Regions from separate parts of the Homo sapiens genome. Here region 1 is linked to region 2. A link is a loop called in an ENCODE intact Hi-C map of the cell type or tissue named here. Cell type or tissue: heart right ventricle. All regions are shown on one strand. Links, peaks and the distances in the headings refer to the core of each region. The heading gives the core; the rest is flanking DNA.

The links. A loop is a pair of places that touch in the nucleus more often than their neighbours do. Peaks named below come from ENCODE experiments on the same cell type or tissue, not always from the same donor. Only the 100,000 strongest peaks of a DNase experiment are listed, where the experiment ranks them.
Region 1: it touches region 2 in a loop (2.5-fold over the local background); 2 of 110 quality-filtered maps call a loop at or near these places.

The regions. Positions count from the first base shown.
Region 1 is chr21:31,863,695-31,869,077 of GRCh38, reverse strand. No RefSeq gene overlaps it. Among named protein-coding and RNA genes, the nearest start is that of HUNK, 6.6 kb to the left of the region's middle. RefSeq lists a silencer at 2,658-2,797. In heart right ventricle, for the core only: CTCF peaks have their summits at 2,651 and 2,850 (motif pointing left); a DNase peak (open chromatin) is centred at 2,827.
Region 2 is chr21:32,178,844-32,184,226 of GRCh38, reverse strand. It overlaps a transcript of MIS18A not described here. Among named protein-coding and RNA genes, the nearest start is that of LINC00159, 95 kb to the right of the region's middle. In heart right ventricle, for the core only: no CTCF peak of the experiment used is centred there; a DNase peak (open chromatin) is centred at 2,596.

The DNA of each region.
Region 1 (5,383 bases), core at 266-5,265, 320 kb after region 2:
CTCGATTCTCATATCCAACCCATCAGCAAATCCTATACCCGCCTGTGACCCTTTCTCTCACTTCCTAAGTGGCATCCTTTGCTTCCACGCCAAAGCCAAAACCAGTTCTTCAAAATGGGAATCAGTAATCCCAGCACTTAAGGAGGCCAAGGGGGAAGATCACCTGAGGTCAGGAGTTCAAGACCAGCCTGGCCAACATGGCGGAACCCCATCTCTACTAAAAATACAAAAATTAGCCGGGCGTGGTGGCAGGCACCTGTAATCCCAGCTACTCGGGAGGCTGAGGCAGGGAGAATCGCTTGAACCCTGGAGGCAGAGGTTGCAGTGAGCCAAGATCATGCCATTGCACTCTAGCCTGGGCGACAGAGCAAGACTCCATCTCAAAAAAAAAAAAAAATGGGAATCAGATCATATCACTTCCCTGCACTCGAAAGCTGTTCAACAGACCCCTGCAGAAAAGATTCCCCAAGCGCTTTGTCATGATATGGCCCTGCCCACCTCTTCACTGTCACCTCCTGGGAGCCAGACACCAAGCTCTTCCCTGCTTCAAAGGCTTTACCTCTGTGTCTTTGTCTGCTCAGACTGCCATAACAAAACACCTAGACTGGGCGGTTTAAACACCAGACATTTCTTTCTTATTGTTCTGAGGAATCCAAGATTTAGGTTCCAGCAGATATACATATATAGAGATTTACTCTAAGGAATTGACTCACATGATGATGGAGACTGAGAAATTGACTCACGTGATGATGGAGACTGAGAAGTCCAGAACGAAAGTGCTAGCAGATTCAGTTCCTGATGAAGGCTGTCCTCCCGGCTGACAGACGAGTGCTCTCGCCACGTGCTCTCATGGCAGAAAGACACACAGCCCTGGTCTCTTCTTTTTCTTATAAGGACACCAATCGGATCATGAGGGTCCCACTTTCATGCTCTCTATTAAGCCTAAATGCCTTCCGAAGGTCTCACCTGCAAATACCATCACATCAGAGGTCACAGCTGCAATGTATGAACTTGGGCCAGGGGGATGCAAACATTCAGTTCATGACACACTTCTTCAACATTGCTGAAGTTTCTTGCTTCATTCAGGGCTCTGCTCTCTCAATCAGAAAATCAGAAATCAGGCAGACTGTCCCAGGGTCGCTAACTACCACACTCAACTTTTCATGTCATTCATCATTAGCTAACAGAAGAATGTGCATTCACTTGTTTATGTGTTTATTCTCTCTCTCTCTCTCTCTCTCTCTCTCTCTCTCTCATTTAATGTCCATGAAGCGAGGGACTTTGTATCCCAACACCTATGCATGCCTGGTACACTGTACATGTGCAGCAATGGCAATGCGGAGCTTCATCTCAACTCTTGATCTGTCCATGTGGGAGAGGAAGGAGTTGCTGAGCTTTGTGTGGTTGTGGCACTGCAGCATGATGGTGTACGGATGGTGACACCAGGCCAACCTCCGGCAGCTGCTTCCCAGCAGCCACTGAGCTGATATTCAAGAAGAAAAAGGTGCATTCTTCAAACAAGATGCTGATGGCTTCTCACAGGACTCATCACAGTTGTACCTCCATCGGTCTCCAAAAGATGAATGTAATGGCTATTTCAGTAAGAAAAATGTACCTGCCACCTCCCAACTACAGATGGGCCCAGGGCTTTAGGACGTCTTGATGTGTGGTCTCTTCCTGTAAATCCCTGATAGAGGCTATTGAGAAGGAATGGAACTTTAAATATTCTATAGGAAGAGGCCATCACACATACTGATCTGGACCATTCCCCCTTGTATGCATGTCTCATTTGAAAGTGGCTTCCCATCGTACACTGACACCAACATCATCCCTATGGCCCTGCCAGGCCCAGCACAATCTGCATCCCACCCTGCAGGGCTCATCTCTCTTCCCTCATCCCATCATGTCTCTGATCTCACTTCCTCCTATTCACTGCCCTCCAGCCACACTGACCTGTGTGTGGGACCCACTCCCCCAGTGGGCTCTTTTTACTTTTTTGGAATATTATTCCAAGAAATATCTGTAGAGCTGGCTTCCTCATCATCTTCCGGTCTTTGCTCAAATGTCACCTTCTCTGTGGGCCTTTTCTCTGACCTTTTCTCTCTGATGCAAATTTCCCCTGGGCTACGCCCCACTCCCCTGCACCCCACCTCCTTATCCCCTTCCCTGCTTTATTTTCCTTCACAGCACTTATTGCCATCTGACAAATTACATCATTTCCCTCTTTGTTTTGCTTTTTGTCTGGCTCCTTCCCTAGAATGTCTGCTCCATGAGGGCTGGGACTTTGGTTAAGTCCACTATGCATGGTGCCTGGCTCCTGGGGAGTGCTCAACACAAATTCATTGTGGTTGACTAAATTTGTAATTCACAGGGAGTCTCGTTGCAGAAGCAGACGACCATAATAAATGAGAAGGCAGAAAGGAGAAACGCAACAAAACCGGGTCCTGCTGGAGAAAGCACACATCATAAAGACATATGGCAAAAGATCAATATTCATGCCTCAAAGAGGAGCCTCGATGACAAGCTCCACATTTGTATTATGGCAGGGAGGGAAAGGTTATTGTTAGCGCTGAGGCTTATTTACAGCCTTTCGCTGGGTGCTGACTCCTGTCCATTTCTTAGTAGGGATTGAGTAGAGCCTGCAGCAGCGAGGGGTCTGGGGATACTTAGAAGTGAGCACATACAACAGAGCATGGTCTACGGTGTGGCCAGCAGGTGGAGATGCAGTGAGGCGGAGGGCACCCTGGAACTGAGCCCACTCACCAGTCACAGAACTGGGCACGCGTGCTGATTGCAGAAGCCTGCCTGGCACAGCCAGGTGGACAGATGTAGACAAAAAGAGGCCGGCGCCCCCTGCTGGTCAACTCGGCTCTGCTTTCCCTCCGCAGCCCAGAGGGGCCCAAGAAACCGGGAAGAGAATGCAGGACCGGAGGCCAGAGCTGCCTCCGTGGCCCTGGGCAGGGCTCTTACTGTCTCTAAGCATCCGCTTTCTCCATCTGGAAAGGAAGAACTTCTCCCTGTCATTCCTAAGTCCCAGGACTGCTGCCAGGGTAAAATGAGGCAAATTATGGGCATATGCTACGAAAATAGAAGCTATTTTGGTTATTGTTCTTAGCACGGCATTCTTACATCAGAGCGAAAAGTGTCTGGGACATAAATCTGAAAACGATACATTTAAAATAAAGCAAAGAGTGAATGGGTCAAAAGACCAGTTTGTCCGGGGCTTTTTCATTCCGTGGCGGAGGCTTTCTGCTGAGCATTAGCATGTGATACACACATCTGCAGGCTTTGGGCCCACTGCCATGCAGAGCGTGCCACTATTCTAGGCCTGCTCCTCAACCCTCACCTTCCAGTTTCCCTCCTTCCAGGCCCCTGATCAACTGCCCAAGCCATTTGCTACTGCCAATGAGTCCATGTGTGTAGAAAGATAGTGATGATAGATAGATAGATGATAGATAGATAGATAGATAGATAGATAGATAGATAGATAGATAATAGATTTTTTAGCTAGGGTCTCGCTCTGTTGCCCAGGCTAGAGTGCAGTGGTGCCATCACGGCTCACTGTAGCAGCCTCTATCTCCTGGGCTCAAGTGATCCTCCCATCTCAGCCTCCCAAACAGCTGGGACTATCGGCATGCACCACGACACCCGGCTAATTTTTTGTGTGTTTTTTTTTTGCAGAGGCGGGGTTTCGCCATGTTGCTCAGGCTGGTCTCAAACTGCTGAGTTCAAGCCATCCTCCCTCCTCAGCCTCCCAAAGTGCTGGGATTACAGGCATGAGTCACTGTGCCCAACAAATAATAGATAATTAGTAAAGAGACAGACCAATAAATAGATGATAGATAAATAGATGATTGATAGAAACAGATGATAGATTCAATAGATAGAAGGATGATACATGACAGATACATAATGAATGACCAATGGATGATAGATAATTAGTAGATACGGATAAAGAGATAGAGAGATAGATGACACCTAGATAGGTGATTAATAGAAAATAGATCAATAGACACATTGATCAGTAGATGATGAACAAGAAGAAGGAGGAGGAGAAGGGAAGGAAGGAAGAAAGGAAGGGGAAACAAGGCAGGGAGGGAGGGAGGGAAGGAGGGAGGGAAGGGGGAAGATACGTATTCTTTATCTAAACCAAGTAGATGACCTGGTGCACCAATGAAGCTCCACCCATCAGGGTTTCCCCTTGATGTTGCCTTTCTGGCCCATCCTGAGTACAGCTGTAGGGCAGTCACTGTCCATTTTTGTCCACATTTGCCATCCAAGATCCAAGCTCACTTTTTCTTCCTCCATCTGTGGATCATAAGGATTTCCCCTTCCAAATGTGGCCATAGGTGTGAGTTGAGGGAGTACCCTTGGTGCAACAGTGGTGGGGGCTCTGGAATTCTGAGCTAGCTGCCAGTGTAGCTGGCTTGGGCCTTCAGGCCCTGCTGATATATTTGATCATGGATGCAGAACTTCTGTCTTGCCTTGGATACTGCAGGGCCCACCTAGCCTTAGAACCTGATGAGCCTGTGCGGGGCACCTCTGGAGGTGCATATGGTCACTTGGTGTCCCATGTCCAGCTGCTTCATCTCTACCGTGGTCCAGCAGCAGCACACCAGGAGCTCTTTAATGAAGAGTGTAAAATTTTCTACTGTAGATGGCATGGCGTTGCTCCGGAGCCCTAGGAGTCCTTCATGATTCCCCAGTGGAACTTTCTGTAAACTGAACATGGTGGCCTTTCCCTACCTCTGAGATCACTAGTAACCTAAGGCATGCTGGATTGTTCAGCCCAAGCAGAAGGGCTGTTTGCACTGCAGCCTGGATCTACTCCAGAGCCCTCCTCTGGGCCTTACTTACAGGAGGCAGCCTTCCATGTAATCCAGTCTATGGGTAGGAAGAGTATTCCCAGATATGGAATATGCCGCCTCCAGAAACGATGGGACCTACCAGCACTGTGCTTCCTTCTTCATGGTGGGAGGTGTGAGATGCAATAATTTATCCTTTACATTTATCCCCAGTGCGCCTTGGAACACCAGACTTCTACAACTGATGTGATGGGCCTCTGAAACTTAGGGTTTGTCTCCCATGATCTGAAGCCCATGTGTCTTTCCAAGGCCTTCAGTACACTTGCTGCATCTTGCTCACCCATCTGATATCTGATTGACATGAGGCATGATACAGTGGACCAGGGTGCCGTTCTGCAGGATGTCCAGGAGGTCCAGTTCTCTTCAGACTATATATCACACATGACAGAGGGTAGGAGAGTTAGCACCACCTGAGGGAAGACTAAATACATACGATTGTCTGGTCAAGGGAATGCAAACAGTTTTTTTCCTTTCAAGAGTGATGGAAAATAACGCATTCACCAGAACAATGGCCACAT
Region 2 (5,383 bases), core at 230-5,229:
GCGTCTGGAGGGCAGTAACAGAATCTACATAATTTCCTGAGCGGGGATGATAAGCAGATGATATCCCAGTCATGCCCAGGTGGCAGTTGTGATGCTGGGGGCTTTCTGAAGTGGCTGTTTTGACACAGCCACTTTAACAGGAGTCAGGGAGAGGGTGAGGCTGAATGGGTGTAGACAGAGTGGGGGTTTAGAAATTGACTCGGAAATCCCTGAGACTCATATATAACTTGGTATTTTGAAAAACGCAGATGAATGTCCTTCCCTTAAATACAGCCCCTTTAAGGATGGTATCAACAGATCGTGTGTGTGCTGCCCAAGTCTAAAACATGTTTGATATTGTCTGCGAGGAACTGCATTCAGGTGTGGTGCACTTTCTCCAGTAACCTTAGTGGTGACCACTTCCTTCCATAAAGGGTAGATGTGGGTTTTGGACAACAGCAAAGAGCCATTCAGAGGCAAATCTCTATACATGGTTTTTGAGACTTGAAGTGAACTGTGTCATTGTGATGGATCTGCAAATATTGTTTTGGATCTGAAACAAGGTGTGTCAGCAGCTGGGATACAGTTTCCTTCTGAGACTCCTTCACTGGCTCTGAAAAGCAGTTTCTAAGGAGAAGGGCCAAAAATGACCACACCATGTCAGTGAGGACAGCTACTCCCAAGGAGGGGGTTGTTTGGAAAGGGACACTTCTCACTCAGATGAGAGGACCTGGATGGTTCTGAGAAGTCATTCATATGAGTTTGTGCTAATGAATCATTACATATTATACTTATTGTATATGAGAAAAGACAGGTGCAAAATCCATTATGGTTTTGGGAAATTATCATGATGTTTTCAGTATATAGCTGTTGGCAAAAGCAATTGCACATTTGCTTGATGACATATTACCAAAACAGGCTACACAGCTATGGTTGTCTAGGTACTTTGTGTATGTGTGTATTCAATGGATGCTTGCCTCATGGTGAGGAATTTAACAGTTGTAGTGTTAATAGCAGAAGTCCGTGATAGGCACTAATTTATAATTTTATTGAAATATGACATTGGTTCAATGGACTAAGAAGTTGGTGTGTGTGAGTACAAGTGTGTGGGGCAGGATGGGCAGGGGAATAGATACTAAGACAGGACCAGCTCCTGCCCCAGAATCCATTTTTCTAATTCTTGCTTTTCTATAATATCATCTTTCATACTTATAAACCCTTTGATCATTGTGAAAAACTAATCCCCAGAAGAAATGGGGCTGGAGTGCTATTTCGCCATTTGGGAATCTAAGAAAATTTTGGAGCTTCCCCTTCAAGAAAGTCAAGGGTCTACTAACGTGTACGTCTTTGCCTGTTTCTCCCTCTTTCAAACATACAGTAACTACAGGAGTGCATTCCCTTTGCTAGAACAGAATAATAAAATTGGAAGAGATCTTGGAGATCATTGACTTTTATTTTGGTGACAGGAAACTAGGCCTCTGTGAAGTCACTTGCCCCACCCAGCTTCACACTGTGGGTTTCTGCTGAAGCTGGAATCCAGGCCTGTGGATTCCCAGGCATTTTTTATTGCACCGTGTTCTTATGTGAATCTCTTGGCACCCTAGGGCTGTCTGCTTTAGTAGCTCCAGCTGTGGAAAGCTATGTGTGGACCCCACTTATGACGAGCCCACCCGAGGCTCACCTGCCACTGCAGGCAGGAATGTGGCTGAGCAGCCGGGAATGATGAAATGGATATTGTCTACAGAGCAGAAAAGGAGGGAGAACCTGCTTTCCGTACAGTTTTAAAAAGAGCCATGTGCAGTTGGCCTCATTTAAAAACCAGCCCTTTTGTGTGTGTTTGTGGGGGGGATGCTGTTCATAGGTACTCTCTTAGAAACTTAAAATGGGAACATTCCTGAATCAGTATTTCCTGCCAGATAAATTGTGAAATGTAGACCACGGGAATCAAGTGCATGGTGCCTCTGCTATTGCTCCCTATCTAGAGCCATGGCAGACATTGCCAATGGATCACAGTTCACTGTTCTTTTCAGATGAGCACAAGGGTGACCATGGAATCCTCAGCAGACAACCACTATCAATCAGAATTGATGGATAAGATGCCAGTCCTGATTTGCGGTTTGCTCCAAGGAAGCTGGTCATAGGCTATAATTTGAAATAGCAATAATGATGGTGATAAGAATAACAACTAATATTTACTGAGTCCTCACTATGCATCAGACCCTTGCTAAGCATTTTACTGTTATTATCCCATTTATTTTCATGGCAACTTTATAAACAGGTATGAATATTCTCATTTTACAAACAAGGAACCAGAGGCAGGGAGAGGGTAAGTGGTCAGTGTAAGATCATGGACTCGTAGGTAGAAGACCTCAGCTTAGCTACCTTCTGAGGTCATGCTTAATCACTCTGCCCCCTTTGCTGCCTCTTGACACTGACAAGAATGATGGGCAAACACATGTCTCAGATCCAGATGTGCACAGAGATCTCCCAGGCCTTTCACTGCCCTCATTCCTGTTTCTTTGTCCCTTCTTTGCTTGGCCTCCTCTGCCCTGCCATCTATCATTGAGGCCAGATGTCTCTCTACCCTTTGGCTCCAGGACCTGGTGTTCCCATTATCTGGGCACTGTGTCCCAGCAGCAGCAGGCGGGGCAGTTTCCCTGGCTCAAGAGTCAGTGCTATTTCTGACCTTATCTCCAAGACCCATGCTGGTAAGCAGTGTGGGTGGTAGAAGCCTCATTTCTCCTTCTCACTGGCATGTGCTCTCACTCAAACTAAGATAGAGTCATTATTCCCCATGTATTAGTGAGGGTTCCCCAGAGAAACAGAACCAACAGAGCATATTAATGTCTATATCTGTATCTACAAAGAGATTTATTATAAGTCATTGGCTCATGCGATTATGGAGGCTGAAGAGTCCTACGATCTACTACCTGCAAGCTGGAGACCCAGGAAAGCCAGGGATACAGTGCAAAAGCCTAAGAACTGGAGAGTGTGGTGTAGGTTCCGGTCTGACTCTGAAGGCCTGAAAACCAGGAGTGCTGAGGGCAGGAAAAGATTGATGTTCCAGCTCAGGCAGTCAGGCAGAATTAATTCAACCTTTCTCTGCTTTTTTGTTCTACTCAGGCCTTCAGTGATTTGAATGATGCCTACTCACACTGGGGAGGGCCATCTGCTTGATTCTATATGCCAGTTCACATGTTACCATCTCCTGGAAACAACCTTCCAGACACACCCAGAAATAATGTCTAACCAGCTATCTGGGCATCCCATGGCCCAATCAAGTTGACCCAAAAATTAACCATCACATTCCCTTCTCCCAGTCAGCCACTGGGAGGAATTGACAGATCTCAGCTCACTCTTCAGAAAGTGTTATAGACCCCTGCTCTAAGATCCAATGTTCAGAAGAGACTGAACTAGTGCAAATGTGTTATTCACTACCCATCAGCAGGTCAGAGGGGAGTAGTTCACTGGATAGGCTCGTAGGGAGAAGCTCCTTAAGAATTAAACTCTGATAACACCATGTGTTGGCAAGGATATGGAGGACCAGGATTCCACCATATGCTGTGGTTGGTAGTGCAGTTGGTAAACCACTATGGTGAGGTCTTTGGTGATATCTAGGAAAGTGAACAATGTGCACACTCTATGATCAACCAACTTCACTCATTGGCATTTTTCCTGGAGAAACTGACACATGTGCACAAGAACGTGTATTGCAGCTGTGATAGTGAAAATTAGAAACAACAATGCATTCACAAGATCATGGAGAAGAGGGCTGTGAGAGAGAGGGACTGTGGAGGTTTGGTGGGGAAGGGAAAAGGATGGTCAACTATAGACGGAAAGCAGGGTGGGTTGCAGAGGGAAGCCTTGGGAAATGAAAGTGGCATAATGGGGTCTGGCAGCAGAGACCTTAGGAGCTGGGCTGCTGTCCTGTTTTTTGGATGAAGAGAGCTTTGGCTTCAGTAGAAGCAGAGTTCCAGCTTGGGTGACTTCTGAAATTGATCCACAGAAGACCATGCTGTATTTTCAATGTAGGTTCACCTGTCTGAAAGCGAAGAACTGGCCTAGGTGAGTCTGTATATGAAGTTCCTTGAGGAGGGAACATGTCTCAATAATTCCCCCCAATACATTTTGCTTACTTTGCTGAATTTAGGGCTTTCTGAAGTCTTCACCTTGATAAGCCAGTTCTGGGTTTCTTTGAAACACACCCGTGTTCAATAGGCTATTGGCTGTGTCCGCTCTATTGTGGAATCTCTGGTACGGTATTCTACCTGTGTTCCTGAAGAAAGAGCTGTCAGAAAGCCTAGGCTAAGGACTAACCTTGGAAATTAGGAGGTGTAGATTTCATTCGTAACTCCATTACTGGAACATTGTATGCAGAGTTTCATGAGAACATCCCAACCTCCACCCCATTCACACTCCTCTTTGTTGTTGTTGTTTTTTATCCCACATTCCTTAGTGAGTGACATTGTCTGAACTCGAGAAAGTCATTTGACCCAACAATGGGCTACTCCTCATTTATCTAATAGAAACCCTTAAGCTTGTATTTCCTTTTCAATAAAATTGGTGATATTGATGTCTGGAGAGAAACTCTCAGTACATAGCAGCTAAAACACTGATAAAATAGATGAAAAATGAATGCATGGGTGATCTGGCAGTAAAGCGAGGGAAATCCTTCAAGGTTAGGTGTGAATCTAGAAGGGCACATCAGTGCTGCAACTGGCGGTTACCCTGGGGTCATCTGCAGGCTCCTGGAAGACTAGAGTGTAGATGTGTGTATATGTGCATTTGTGTGCTTGTGTGTGTGTGTGCATGTGTGCATGAAGGGGGACATAGGAGGTGATCTTGGCCCACACAAAGTGTGAAGTTGAATCAGAGACCATTCACCTCCACTAAACCTGGGACTTCTCCCAAAGACAGCCAAGAATCCCAAGAAGGAAGCCTGTCTCACAGAAGTAAAAAGTGAAGATTCTTGGTGATCTTGGCCTTCGCTTTGAGTACAGGGGGAAAGAGAAAGTCTAGAGAGTTCCTAATTTCAAGTTCTTGTGTGGGTTGGGAACTGAAATCCAGTAACATCACACTGAGATACATATTCCAGATACTGGAATCAGCAAAGAGAAATATAAGATATATATATTTTATATATTTAAAAAAATAAAAGAGAGTATTGAAAATAAAACTAAGGGACAAGACACTATTATAAAGAACTGGGAAGATTAATAAAATTCTAACATTCTAAATATAAACAATATAATACTTGGGATTAGGAACTCAAATGGTTGGGTTAAACAGCAGATGAAGCAGCTGAAGCAGCTGAAGATAGATGCTGAGAAATTACTGAAAGTGCAGCAGAGAGAAATAAAGGATAAAAGAAGAAAGATAAGAGACACAGAGGGCAGATCGAAAA